Linked DNA regions of Homo sapiens: region 2 is linked to region 1. The links are chromatin contacts, found by Hi-C in ENCODE. All regions are on one chromosome and are shown on one strand. The core of a region is the stretch at or near the end of the contact, and the rest is flanking DNA. Distances in the headings are between cores, read along the strand shown.

The links. Hi-C counts contacts between places; a loop is a spot of excess contacts on that map. Pooled maps may share reads with other maps.
Region 2: a loop to region 1 is called in a map of naive thymus-derived CD4-positive, alpha-beta T cell, with 2.8 times the contacts of the local background. The contact joins the enhancer-like site here to the promoter of PARVG in region 1. A Hi-C loop is called at or near these places in 1 of 168 maps with a recorded cell type or tissue (naive thymus-derived CD4-positive, alpha-beta T cell), 4 of 37 single-sample maps with no recorded cell type and 11 of 50 pooled maps.

What each region holds. Positions count from the first base shown.
Region 1 is chr22:44,174,867-44,182,174 of GRCh38, reverse strand. PARVG (parvin gamma) reads right to left here and starts at 1,250. Exons shown (of 14, transcript NM_022141.7): 1 at 990-1,250; 2 at 258-433. RefSeq lists enhancers at 1-532, 533-1,263, 6,673-7,308 and silencers at 640-769, 1,940-1,989.
Region 2 is chr22:44,682,422-44,689,729 of GRCh38, reverse strand. It overlaps a transcript of PRR5 not described here. Among named protein-coding and RNA genes, the nearest start is that of PRR5, 16 kb to the left of the region's middle. RefSeq lists enhancers at 3,403-3,903, 3,784-4,103, 5,080-5,619. Within about 2 kb of position 4,794, at least 9 of the 41 ENCODE cell types and tissues checked have a DNase peak (open chromatin) inside an H3K27ac peak, as active enhancers do.

The DNA of each region.
Region 1 (7,308 bases), core at 1-2,500:
TTCACCTGGAGACGGAGGGGTTGGCTGAAGTTCAGAGGCGGCAACTCCTCAGTAGAACAGGGAGGGAGGACGCCGAGCAGCCTCTGAGCAGGGGCAGCCGGAGGGGCCGTGGGGACTCAAGGTCCCACTTTACCGACTCCCTTCCCCGGGTGGCCTGGGCTGGGACTGCACTCTGGGATCCTTCCCAGGTGGTGTCTGGGCCCCTCCCTCCGTGACCCCCAACACTCAAGTATGGTGGCCCCGATGCCAGAACTCACCCAACCGCTTTCCACGCAGGAAAACAAAGGCCTACTGAGTGCAAAGGGTGGTCCCTGGATTCCGAATGGAAGCAAGTTCCGGGTTCTTCTGGGGTCTTCGGGGACCAGGCCGGGAGGCAGGAGCCCCGCTGCTCACTTCCTCCAGGCCCGCTCAGCCGGCAGGAGCTTCCTCCTCTCTGCGGCAGGGCCCGAGGGGGGTGGATGCCGTGAAAGTGAAGCTGCCACAAACCTCCAGAAAGCTCTGCCCGGAGCCCCAGCGCCCGCCGTGCCGCCTGGGCCCCCGGGGTTCTGCAGGCCACTTAAACTCAATGCTTTCATTTCTCCCCCTCTCCCCGCCTTCCCCAAACCATGCCAGTTTCCCCGCAGGCTGTTCACCTCCAAAATGGCAGCTACATAGGCCAGAGCCTGGGGTCGACCCCCGCAACCCACCACCAGCACCCTGTCAGCCTGGCCTCCACCCTCCATCCCGCACCGCCGTCCTCCCACCTCCACACCCCGCCCCGGGCCAGGCCCCTTCCTCTCCCGGGACCACGCAGGAGACTCCTACCTGGACTCTCGGCTGCAGACTTCCCCACGCCCCCTGCCCGCCCCTGAGCTGAGGCTCCCACAAGCCCTCGGAGGAGTGAGTCACTTCCTGACCCCACTCACTCAAACCCACCAACGGCACCCAATAGCTCTTAAAATAAAATCCAGGCTGTGCGTGGTCTGTCTCTCTCAATCGCGGTTACATACCCGTGTCTAGAACAATGCTTGGCACAAAGTGGGCTCAGTGAATAAATATTGGTGGTGGTTGTTGCCAAGGGGATCGGGAAGGCTTTCCAGAGGAGAATGGGGCCTTGACGGCTGCATAGGAGTTTGCAGTGGAAGAAGAAGGGGTGAGAACGTGGCAGGTGGAGAAAACAGCGTATGCAAAGGCATAGCAGGGTTCGAGAAGGAGAGATCTCAGCACAGTAGATAGAGAAACACTTCAGACCCGAGCTGGTCTCTCAAGCTGGAATCTTCACCATCCGGGCTGAAATGGTGAGTTTCCCTAGCAACAGGTGACTGGGAAGCTATCTACCCTTTCTGACAGGTTAGGCAGAAAGTGGCTAAATCAGGTGGGATGCAGGTGTAAGGAGTGTGTGAGAGCAGGAAAGTAGGGTCGTTTACAAGAAGTTAATAAAAAATGACAAAACTTAGTACTGGTATTGTTGCTAATATTTATGGAGTCATTGGTGATGAAACAAACATAATTTTAAGGGCTTTCATTTTACTGGAAACTTCCTTGTGAGGTAGGTACAATCATCACCCCCATATTACAGAGGAAGACACTGAGGCACATGAGTCAGTCCCTGCCATTCTGAAGTGCCCGTGCTAGACTGGGGCTTGTAACAGGTGGGGAGAGAAGCCACCGTGCAGGACCTATTTTGCTGGGGCGTGTGTAGCAGGCTCAGCCCAGCTCTGGACACAGTGGTTCTGGTGGTGGCTTCTGACTCTGGATCACAGCCACATAGATGTAGCAGCAGTCACAGTCCCAGCAGCAAAGAGACGGTATATTCCCATGTGCTAACTGAAGACTGTTTAATAAAGGGACAGCTGGGGCAGGGTTAAAGGAACCCAGAAGAGACAGTGCTACACCCCAGGCTAGCAACATGGGGAGCTGTTACTTCTTCAAAACCTAGAGGGTGAAGGAGGGAGTGGGTGGCAGAGCCCAGGAACAGAATCACTGAAGCTCTAAGAGGGGCCTCGGGATAGGAGCTGTGGCCTTTGGTAGAGGGACACAGCCAGCTCATGGTGAACCAGCAGAAGGGCACAGCTGGAGGAATCAATGACCAAGCCTCACTCTCCTCCCTCCTGCCAGGGCCTCCCCTGCCCACATCCAGCCAGAAGCCAGAGAAAAGAAGTCCCCTGCTGCGGCCCATAGATGTGAGGAGAGAAAATGGTGGGGAGTGGATCTGCAGAGGTGAACCTAAAGCATTCAACCCAGAAAGCATGCTTCTAGGGCCAGCCTGACTCGGCAGCTTCCTTCAGGAGCCAGCTCTGCAGTATTCTTCCAAGAGTCCTTGCTGGAGGCGCTGCCTCCAGCCTTCCAACAGCTTGAGAATCACACAGCTTCCTATGTTAGATTCCTTTCTCCTCCAAACAACTGAAGAGACTCTAATCATCGGCAACTGAATCCCAATTAACTTCGGATTTGTTACCAGAAACAATTGCAGGCAACACGACCTCCAGGATGGGAACTGGGATTGGTTACTTGTTCTGGTTGATTTAAAGGCAGTGGGGACCTAGTAACTGTTAGAGAATGGAGTTCTAATAGATCGTAGCCTGTGATGGCAAAATAATTACCTGTCATCACTCAGAACGAAGTACCTATTAAATTGTGGCTTTGGCAGAGTTGTGGCTTCCATACGCAATACGAGCACAGGTTATCTAAGGACTGTGGGGTGAGCTTGTTATCATCACACCAAAGAGTTTAAAGCAAGAAAAGGACAGTCCCAGGGCTTTACATTCTCAGCTCAAGGTATGTGCAGAATACAGGGAGTTCTCTGATAGCCCTCAAAGCTATCTCTCATCTCTTGGGGCTGCAGGGCTGATGTAAGAATCAGATGCGAAATCTAATCCTGTATGGTGTGGAGTTACAACAGACTAAATCCACAACTCACAAAGCCTCTTGTGTGTAGAGCATTGTTTAGGGGAAGAGAGGGACTCTAAGAATTGGAAGAGTAACATGGAGATAAGTCCAAGCACCCCCAAACCCCAATTAAGAGAAAGGCATGGATAGAAGGGAATTATTCCAGCCTTTTTTTTTTTCAGAGACACGGTGTGAAATATACCTGTGCAAATATGCCAAACACTACTGAACTGTATACTTAAAAATAGTTAAGACAGTACATTTTATGTTACGTGTATTTTTAACCACAACTAAAATTTTTAAAAATTAATAAAAAATAAATAAATTGCAGGGATCACATCACTTTAGGGATATCTCTAAATACTTCAGAATGTTTCTCCTAAAAACATTCTCCTGCATAACACAGTACCATTATGATACCTAAGAAAATTAGCATTGATAGAAGGTTTTCTAATATCTCATCCACATTCAAACTTCACCAAGGCTTCAAAAAATGTCTATTACAGCTGTATTTTTTTTAATCCAAGATCCATTCAGGCATCACACAGCACATGTGATTGCATTTGGTTTTCATGTCTCTTTAGAGCCCTGTAATCTAGAACAATCTTTCACGACACTAACATTTTTTAAACATCCAGGTCAGTTGTCCTGTAGAATCTATCACTTCTGTCATTTCCTGGTCTGCTTCTGTGGACTGATTTTTCTCCCGATTGTGGGTCACAGTTTCCTGCTTCTTTATAATAATGTTTTATTGAATGCTAGACATTAAATTTTTATGTCGTCGCGTGCTGAATTTTGTTGCATTTCTTTAAGAAGTGTTGGAATTTTTCTGGCAGAAATATTCTTTTGATGTCTGTTTTTAATAAGCGTAATCTCTGCAAGCTCTGATCTTTGTCTCCTTAAATCAGTGAGACCTGGCTCTGTCTGGGTCCCCCTCACTACAGCACAGTCCAGGAATTATGTCCAGGCAGAAAGCCAAGACCAGGGTAGGGCTCACCTCACTTGCCACCCTTTTCTTGGGGATCACAGATCTGACTCGCCTCTTAACATTTTACTTTTATATAGTTTCAAACTCACAGAAAAGCTGCAGGAAAGTACAAAGAGTTCCTATGTGTATTAGTCCATTTCCATGCTGCTAAAACAGACATACCCAAGACTGGGTAATTTATAAAGAAAGACAGTTTAATGGACTCACAGTTCCACCATGGCTGGGAAGGCCTCACAGTCATGGTGGAAGGTGAAGGGGGAGCAAAGGCATGTCCAATGTCTGAAGTAACTGTTTCCTGTGTTTTGTGGAGGCTTCTAGTTATTCCTGATGGAAAGGTAACTCCAAAAGTGAAAATTCTTTCCTCATAAATATTGATCGATTACAAAGAAGAGTTACATTTTTTAGTGTACAAATTTGATAAACACTATATTAACTAAGTAATATATATTTTTTAAAAATAGAAACAGTGCACTCTGTCAGACTGGAGTGCAGTGGTGTGATCACGGCTCACTGCGGCTTTGAACTCCTGGGCTTAAGTGATCCTCCTGGGTAACTGGGACCACAGACGTGTGCTCACATGCTAAGTAATCAAAATTAACATCATAAGAAAGTAAAACAATCAACATGACATGTCTCCTGGTAATGATGCGCTGAGAGGAACACATCACTTCTACCGAAAACGCATAACCTGGATCTAATAACGAGGAAAATACTAGATCAATCCAAGCTGCAAGACATTCTGGAACATAACTGGCTTGGATTCTCCAAAGAATCAAGGCTATGAAACATAAGGAAAGACTGAAGGGCCACTCCAGACTACAGGAGGCTGGAGAGATGGGACAACTCATTCAATGCCTTGTCCTGCCTCTTATTTTGGCATAAAGGACATCATTGAGACAATTGGAAAAAAACACAATTAAGGTTTGTAGATTAGACAATGCCATTGTATCAATGTTATTTCCTGATTATGACACATACTGAGATTATGGAAGAGAATGTCTTCACTTTTAGGAAGCTACACTGATGTATTTAGAGGTGAAGAGGATATAATGCATGCAACTTACCCTCAAAGATTCAGAAAATATATATATCACCAGGTAAATGTGTGCGTCTAAAGAAATATATATCATTATTATTATATCGAGAGAGGCAGATAGGCAGGGACAGAAAGAGAGTGAAGAGGATAAAGTAAAAATGTTAACATTCATGAGTCTCCAGGTAAACATAGTGATATGGTTTGGCTATGTCCCCACCCAAATCTCATCTTGAATTGTAGCTCCCATAATCCCCACGTGTCATGAGAGGGACCTGGTGGGAGGTAACTGAATCATGGGGACGGGTTTTTCCATGCTGTTCTCATGATGGTGAATAAGTCTCATGAGACTGGTTGGTTTTATAAAGGACAGTTCACCTAAACACACTCTTTTGCCTGCCGCCATGTAAGATATGCCTTTGCTCCTCCTTCGCCTTCCACCATCATTGTGAGGCCTCTCCAGCCATGTGGAACGGTGAGTCCACTAAACCTTTTTCCTTTTAAAATTACCCAGTCTTGGGTATGTCTCTTTTAGCAGCATGAGAATGGATTAATACACATAGGAACTCTTTGTAGTATTCCTGCAACTTTTCTGCGGGTTTGAAACTATATAAAAGTAAAATGTTAAAAGAAAAAAAAAAGCCTTTGCTCTCATCCTAGTTTAATATCACTCTAAGTGCACGAATTAAAAAAAAAAAATCCAATGTGTTATACTCCACATTGCTCCTTCAGATGCTTGAAGTATCCAAAATGTGGACGCTGTTTGTGCCTCTGTCCTTTTGACATGTCCCCATCATTCCTTGAGTACAGTTGGCCCTCCATATCCTTGGTTGCACATTCATGGATTTAACCAACCACGAATTAAAAATATCAAGAAAAAATTGCATCTGTACCAGACACATACAGAATTTTTCTCCGTCATTATTCCCTAAGTGATACAGTGTAACAACTATTTACATAGCATTTACATTGTATTAGGTATCATAAGTAATTTAGAGCTGGTTTAAAGTATGCAGGAGGATGTGCGTAGGTTATATGCAAATACTGTGCAGTTTGATATCAGGGACTTGAGCATCTTCAGATTTTGGTATCCTCCAGGGTCCCGGATTCACTCCACAGAGGATACCAGGGACAACTGTGCTTCCCTGCTTTCCGGCACAGTGTTTCAGGCTCACCTTGGCAATACATTTTAAGAATGAGATTGTGGGAGGAAATCTAGCACTACATTCCAAAGCCATCGAGAACATCAGAACCCTGTGTGGATGTTTCGAAAACACACCAAACATCCACAAAGGTGTTGCATACTTTAAGGTGACAGTCTTTCCTAAAAGCTGTCCGGTGTGACCATGTCCCGGCTGTTAGGACCAGCCACATGGCCACCTAAATCCGAGGGGCTGGGGACTGGAAGAATATGTGGCCTTTGCCCCATTTCCCTGGTGTCAGAGACCTCCTTACCCGCCTCTATGCCCAGATGCAGCCCTCTGCTCCATCTTCGTCCCAGACCTGCCCCCAGCTGCATTTCTTCATCGGCCTCACTGTGTTGTCCACCTGCCACTCCACTCTCTCCTGGTTCCTGTGCCCTAGCACACCCCCACCCCCCCACACCCAACGCCTCAGCGGCACACAGCAGGCTCCCACTACTCACTGACCCAATGAATGCTCCAGGTCCTACTGTGTTGGACACAGGGATTCCCCACCCCCTGCCCCAGGGCAAAGCCTCACCCTGGTGAAGATGATGATGGTGTATTAAATCAAATTTAAACCCCAAAGAGTGGGTTTCCACGGAAAACCTCACTAATTCTGAGCTGCCCAACCCCAGGGCACTGTCCTTGCGGAAGGAACAGAGATGCCCGTCCCTGCGGTGGCCGGGGATTCCTGCCTGGGTAAGGATGAACAGAGGTGACCTCAGAAGGTCCCTTCCTTCTCGAGATTCTCAGATTCTGCCAGTTCTGTCACATCTGAGGGCAAGTGGCCGTGCAATGTCAGTTCCCCCAGAGACTGGCCACCAGGAAAGGAGGGGCCCTGTCCTAAGCAGAGAGCCCCCTCCCCACCACGGCCCCCTGGGGAGGTGACGGCTGAATTGGGGGGCCTTTCTGGGGACATGCAGCTCACACCAGTGCATTGGCCTGAAAGAATGGGACAGAAGCAATGTTTTTTGTTTTTGAGACCGAGTTTCCCTCTTGTTGCCTAGGCTGGAATACAATGGTGCAGTCTCAGCTTACTGAAACCTCCGCCTCCTGGGTTCAAGTGATTCTCTTGCCTCAGCCTCCCTAGTAGCTGGGATTACAGGTGCCTGGCACCACGCCCAGCTAATTTTTTTATATTTAGTAGAGATAGGGTTTCACCATGTTAGCCAGGCTGGTCTTGAACTCCTGACCTCAGGTGATCCACCTGCCTCAGTCTCCCAAAGTGCTGGGAT
Region 2 (7,308 bases), core at 3,545-6,044, 500 kb before region 1:
TTGCAGTGAGCCGAGATCACGCCACTGCACTCCAGCCTGGGTGATAGAGCGAGACTCCGTCTCAAAACAAAACAAAACAAAACTCTGAGATGAGCTCCTGTCCCCACCACTTTTCCATGGCCCTTCTGCCCAGGCCACAGGTGACTTCCATGGTGCGCAATCCAATGGTCAAGTCCCAGCCTACACGGAGCTCAGTCCTTGAACACACTTGGTCCCTAAAGGGAGGCTACTTAGAGCCTTTGTTTACCCTCTTCGGGTAATCTGGCTACAGAAACTCTCGTAGCTGTGGTTCCCACTTGCCGCCCAGATGCCCAGGGGTCATCCCATAGGAATTTCCAAGCCACATCTGGCCCTGGGGGTGTCTGATAAGGGATGAAAGATGTGTACAGATGGGAAGATGAGTCACCAAGCTGGTAGGTGGCTAAGCTGGATTCCTCGGAACTCCAAAGACGACCCGTGAGTTAGCAGACTAACTGGACGCAGGTGGGCAGGATCCGGTAAGGTCCCCGTAAGAAATGGTAATAAATGGGAGGGTTATTATTATATTGTCTTCATCACATGAAGATCAAGAAGCTGGGCAATTTAGAGAACGAGAAAACCTAAAAATTCCCTCCCTGCCTGTGTCCTAGAAATGTTAGATAAAAAATTACAAACATCTTCTATGATCGAGCTTGTAAAAAAGTGTGGAAAATCAGGGGCCAGCATGATAATATTACAATTCTCCTTAAGATATATTTATATTATAACACATAAGATATAAGATGTAATAGCTGGAGTGCGGTGGAGTGATCTCGGCTCACTGCAACCTCCACCTCCCGAATTCAAGCCAGTCTCCTGCTTCAGCCTCCCGAGTAGCTGGGATCACAGGCGTGCACCACCATGCCCGGCTAATTTTTGTATTTTTAGGAGAGACAGGGTTTCACCATGTGGGCCAGGCTGGTCTCGAACTCCTGACCTCAAGTGATCCGCCTGCCTCGGCCTCCCAAAATGCTGGAATTACAGGCGTGAGCCACACTGCACCTGGCCATATATAGGATGTAATAGCACATTTAATACTGACATTACTGAAGGCCAGCATAGTGCTTGAAGTACGCAGTTACACATATGGAGTGACAGCCTCCCTGCCTTCATGGATCAAGCCCTCTAGCCTGGCAGCAACCCCATATGGTAGACTGTTGCTGCCCCCCATTTCACAGATGAAGAAACTGAGCCCCCTCCTTGCCGATGGAGCTGGGTTCCAAGCCTAAGCAGTCTGGTCATAGCGTCCGTGTTCTTAACTATTATGCTCTACTAGTTGCACTCTAACTAGTATAATAGTAACATTGCAGGAAATATTTTTTTCTTTTGAGACGAAGTCTCGCTCTGTAGCCCAGGCTGGAATGCAGTGGTGCGATCACAGCTCACTGCAACCTCCGCCTCCCAGGTTCAAGCGATTCTCCTGCCTCAGCCTCCCCAGTACCTGGGACTACAGGGGTGCACCACCACACCCGGCTAATTTTTGTATTTTTAGTAGAGACGGGGTTTCACCTTGTTGGCCAGGCTGGTCTCAAACTCCTGACTTCAAGTGATACGCCTGCCTCAGCCTCCCAAAGTGTTGGTATTACAGGTGTGAGCCACTGCACCCGGCTAGGAAAATGTTTTAAACTAGAAACTCAGGCCGGGTGCGGTGGCTCACGCCTGTAATCCCAGCACTTTGGGAGGCCAGGGCGGGCAGATCACCTGAGGTCAGGAGTTCGAGACCAGCCTGACCAACAGGGTGAAACCCCGTCTCTACTAAAAATACAAAAATTAGCCAGGTGTGGTGGTGGACGCCTGTAGTCCCAGCTACTCGGGGGGCTGAGACAGGAGAATCGCTTGAACCCGGGAGGCGGAGGTTGCAGTGAGCCGAGATCGCGCCAATGCACTCCAGCCTGGGCGACGGAGTGAGACTCCATCTCAAAACAAAACAAAACACAACCTCAGACATTAAGTGAAAGTGTGGCAGCCTTGTGGGGGTGGAGAGAGGGTGTTGAGACGGAGGGTTTATTAAACTGTGATAGCAGCCAGGAGACCAGGCGCGGAGCAAGCAGGATGCTGGGAGGTGAAACTGAATTCTCCACAGAACACCAGAGGGCTTGAGGAGCTGCAACCTTAATAAAATGTAGCCTAGAAAAAGATCTACCCACTGACAATAAGAGATGACAAGAAAACTTGTCTGACTCCTCCTGAGCTTGAGGTAGGAAAAAGTGTGCAGTTCTCCTGAGGGACTCTAGCCATGGGTCTGCTCTAGCCTGGGATTAGGTTTGTATTTATAAAGCCTAACCCAACCGATGAGAAAGTGGCCCCAGGCCTGTGACAGCCGTAGGCTGCTTGGGAGAGCAATTATAAAACGCTCTGGATAGGGAAATCATCATTAACAATAATTTATCATATATTTCAAAGTAGCTAGAAGAATTGTAATGTTCCAAATGCAAAGACAATATAGATGTTTGAAGCGATGGGTTTCCCGATTACCCGGATTTGATCAAACACATTGTGTACAGGGGTCAAAATATCACACATACCCCAAAAGTATGTACAAGTGTTCTATATCAGCAACAATAAACAATGCTCTGGGAGGCATGCCCACGAGCTGGGATTCTCACAGATAAAGCCCTTGCTGGAGATAAACTCATGATCCCAAATTACACAACACACAGAAACAGACCAGCCTGAGGGAGGGACAAGCAAACACCACACATACCAGAAGGAAATTCCCGAGAAACCATTGGAGGAGACTGTAAAATTAAATTTGCCTCACATAATTAAAGATGTAAAAGAAGGAATCAAATATCGTATTTGCCGGGTGTGGTAGTTCATGCCTGTAATCCCAGCATTTTGGGAGGTCGAGGTGGGCAGATCATGAGATCAGGAGTTCAAGACCTGCCTGGCCAGCATGGCAAAACCCAGTCTCTATTAAAAATACAAAAATTACTTTGGGAGGCCAAGGCAGGCGGATCATGAAGTCAGGAGTTCAAGACCAGCCTGACCAACATTGTGAAACCCCATCTCTACTAAAAATACAAAAATTAGCTGGGCGTGGTGGTGTACACCTGTAATCCCAGCTACTCAGGAGGCTGAGGCAGGAGAATCGCTTGAAGCTGGGAGGTGGAGGTTGCAGTGAGTGAGCCAAGATCGAGCCACTGCACTCTAGCCTGGGCGACAGAGCGAGACTCCATCTCAAAACAAAACAAACAAATAAAAAAAATTAGCCAGGCGTGGTGGCACATACCTGTAATCCCAGCTACTCGGGAGGCTGAGGCAGGAGAAGCTTTTGATCCCGGGAGGCACACGTTGCAGTGAGCCGAGTTAATGCCACTGCACCCCAGCCTGGGCGACAGAGCGAGTCCCTGTCTCAAAAAAATCAACAACAACAACAACAACAAAAACACAAGAATAGAACAAGATGTTGTGAAAGCCAGGTGCCCAATAGGGGAACTTCTTTTTCTTTTCTTTTTGTTTTGAGACAGTCTCACTCTGTCGCCCAGGCTGGAGTGCAGTGGTGCGATCTCAGCTCACTGCAACCTCTCTCTCCTGGGTTCAAGGATTCTTGTGCCTCAGCCTCCAAGTAGCTGAGATTACAGGTGTGTGTTACCACACCTGGCTAATGTTTGTACTTTTAGTAGAAACGGGGTTTCACCATGTTGGCCAGCCTGCTCTCACTCCTGACCTCAGGGGATTTGCCTGCCTTGGCCTCCCAGAGTGCTGGGATTACAGACGTGAGCCACCATGCCGGGCCCCAATAGGGGAACTTCTGATGTGTGGCATCATCACGGTGCTCCCCCAGGGAGAAAGGATGGTACCACGGAAGCCAGGGCCCTGGGCACAGGGCCTGCAAGTGGAACCATCTTTCTGGGCACTATCTGGGTTAGAAGGGGACAAAGTTAGGCGGAAGGGGCATCACGTATCTCGGCTTTGATTCCAGCCCCACCCTTGGTGCTTGGGATTCTGTGTAGAAGTTCTGAGCAACTCCAGCATGTGCCTGGGCATGTCTGAGAGGGTGTCAGGCACCACAGCCCACGCCTGGCAGAGTCACGGTGGCTGTGAGTGTGCCTTTCACTGGGGAGAGCTTGTGGCTTTCACTGGGGAGAGGGGTGTGGCTTTCACTGGGGAGAGGGTGTGGCTTTCACTGGGGAGAGGGGTGTGGCTTTCACTGGCGAGAGGGGTGTGGCTTTCACTGGCTTCTCTGAAAGCGCAAGGCTCCCACCTTAAGGAGAAACTGAGGGATAAGCATGGCCCTTCTCTATGGAGCATCCACAGATTTGGGGTGGAGGAGGGAAAACATTTTTCTGATTAAATACACATGGCTCTATTCCAGACAGAGGAGAAATCGTTTTTTGTTTGTTTGTTTTGAGATGGGGTCTTGCTCTGTCCATTCTAGTCTCCACTGTCCATTTTACAGATGGTGAGACTGAGGCCTTGCACAGGAGTGGGATATGTAGGGTCACCAGCAGAGCAGGACTGTCCCAGTGCATGGGGTAAAGGACACATGCTCACTCACGGAGGCCCTACTGGGTGCTGGCACTGCGTACCCATCTACCCTCCGACCTGGGGCAGACCTACAGGCCAGAATTTCCACCCACATTTTTCAGAAGAGGAACCAGAGGCTCCGAGGGAAAGCTGACTTGCCCGGGTTGTAGGGTGAGTGAGTGGAAGGGCTGAAATCAGAGCCCAGCTGTGACTCTGGAGCTACACGCTTCCCACGGTCAGTAACCCCAGCGGCCACCAGGAGCGCCTACTTCGTGCCGGGCCCTGAGTCCCGGGCTGCCACTTCCCTTCCCCTGAGAGCCACAAGAGGGCAGTAAAGGGAGGCTCCAGAATCCCCAGGAGGGAGGACGCCTGAGCCTCCAGAGATGACATTTCACCAGGGCCTGGAAGGATGACCTCACCCAGCACGGCCAAGTGGAGCACAGACCAGAGCGACAGGAAGGGGCTGCTCCCCTACTGTGGACGCTGACATCAGCCCGGCCCTGTGCTCTGCACCCACACCCGCTGTCTGCCCCTAACCTCACAACAGTGCCCTGGGCAGAGAGCTGGGGGCGGGTGCAAGCTGGGCAACACCAGGCAGCACAGGCAGTTGGACCGCGGGTAGGAGGTGACCCTCAGGCATCCTGACCCTGGTCCCCAGTGCTCTTTGCCCCTTCCCCATCATCCCCAGGACATTTTCTTTTGAGTCTCGCTCTGTTGCCCAGGCTGGAGTACAATGGCGCGATCTCGGCTCACTGCAACCTCCACCTCCCAGGTTCAAGTGATTTTCCTGCTTCAGCCTCCTGAGTAGCTGGAACTACTCAGCTGCCGCCACCACGCCCAGCTAATTTTTGTATTTTTTTTGGTAGAGACAGGGTTTCACCATGTTGGCCAGGCTGGTCTTGAACTCCTGACCTCAGGTGATCCACCTACCTCGGCCTCCCAAAGTGCCGGGATTACAGGTATAAGCCACCGCGCCTGGCCATCACCAGCACATTTTCTACCACTCTCGAGGCTGGATCAGACTGGCTTCCAGCTCCTGGCCTCACTGGGCTCACAGCTCAGGCTCTGTGGGCACTGGGGTGGGGGCTGGGGTGGCCACAGGTGGCTTGTTTAACTGAAAAGCCCCAGGCCCCTCCTCAGCCCACCCCTCTGGCCCGGGCCCTCCTGGACCCTCAATCAATTCTGGAAGTCCTGGTTTCGACACCCCCACCCAGTCCGGGGGACACACCCTACCTGTCGCTGCAGTCAAAGCCAATGAAACCAACCCCTGCGAGGGGCCCAGCCCCTGTTCCTGGGCTAGGGCTTCTGACAAAGGATTGGGCTGGCCCCTCTTCAGCCATCCATGAACCCTATCAAGGATGACAGGGGTGGACACAGTTGTTCATCCGTGGAAGCTGCTTCCATTCCCCGGGTGGCTCGCGAGTAGGCTTCTCATCTTACTGATGGGGAGACTGAGGCTTAGGATGTAGCTAATGAGCCATGGGGAGGAGAGAGGGGGTGACTCTGCAGCCAGGGCTTGGGACCCCAGAGGGACTGGATCTGAGGCCAATCAGAGGACCTGATTCAGAGGTCCCCAAGGGTCTATGAGTTGCCCTTTGTTGGGGCCTAAGGCAGGGTGGCCTGGGAGGGTGGACACAGTCTCCTGGCTGGCTCCCCCCAGCCCCTGCCCTCCTTCGGGGTGCTGGGCGTGGGAGGAAGGCTTTGCCCAGCCACCTGGCCCTGGCCCCAAGGGGGCTCCTCATTCAGATCTTCTCGGCAGTTTCTGGTTTTGAGTAACCTAGGTCTGGGCCCTCTGTCTTGTGGTTCTGGGTGTGGGTGGCAGATGGGGTGGGGGCCAAGGCAAGAAGCCTCTTCCTCAGGAGCTGGGGCTGCCAGGTGGCCCTCAAGGTGGGTGGCTATCTCGACTACAAACTCTGTCGCTCCCCAAGCACTGGCTTGGCCCACTTGGATTTCCCCAGACTCAAGGGGCAGATGACAGGAAGGGGCTCTCCAGGGCTTCACTGCAGGGATAAGGCCAGAGGGTGGCCATGCAGTTAGAAGCTCCCAGCTTCTTGCAGGCAGCCTGAGCAATCAGCTCCCAGGGTCTGAGAGGAGAGGCAGGGGACCCAGGGGCCTCCTTGAAACCTCCTGAGTGAATGGGAGCAGAGGCCAGCTTCCTGGTGGAAGGCTCTGTCCTTGGAAGTCAGGCTCAGTTCATGTCCACATGCTCACCCTTCACTTATTTTGGGATGATCTTCCCTTAAGCCTGGTCTGGTTGGCCAACTCCTATTCATCCTGCAAAACCCTTCTTGGAGTAACCTAATCCACCAAAGTCTTCTCTGTAGCCCTGCCCCACCACACACACATCTGCGTTTAGAGGACAGTACTGTCCAGACCTCCCGCTACAGTGGGCACATTCCCTAGTGGGCTCAGAGAGGCCTTGGGCGGCCCTGCAGAATGAGAGCGGCAATTTCCTTAGGTGACTCCTGTAATTATAACATGGCTTAGCAGCTACTCAGCTCTGGCCACACGCCAGGTACCATGATTGTCTCTGCGACATTCCCGTGTCGAGAGAGCCATCTGCAGCCTCCTTTTAACTCAAGTGTTTCTTGAGAACCTCCTATGGGCCAGGCCTGAGCTAAGTGCCGGATTCAAATCTGACCTTGGCCAAATCAGTCACCCCGTGCCGGCCTCCATGTCTTCACCAGGCTTTCATAATTGCTCTGTGAGAAGGCAGAGTGTGAGGCGCAGGGGGTCTTCATTTCACCTATGGGCACAGAGAGGCCAGCGGGGACATGGTGGAATCCAGAGCCCAGCACCAGAGGCTATGTCCAGGCAGCT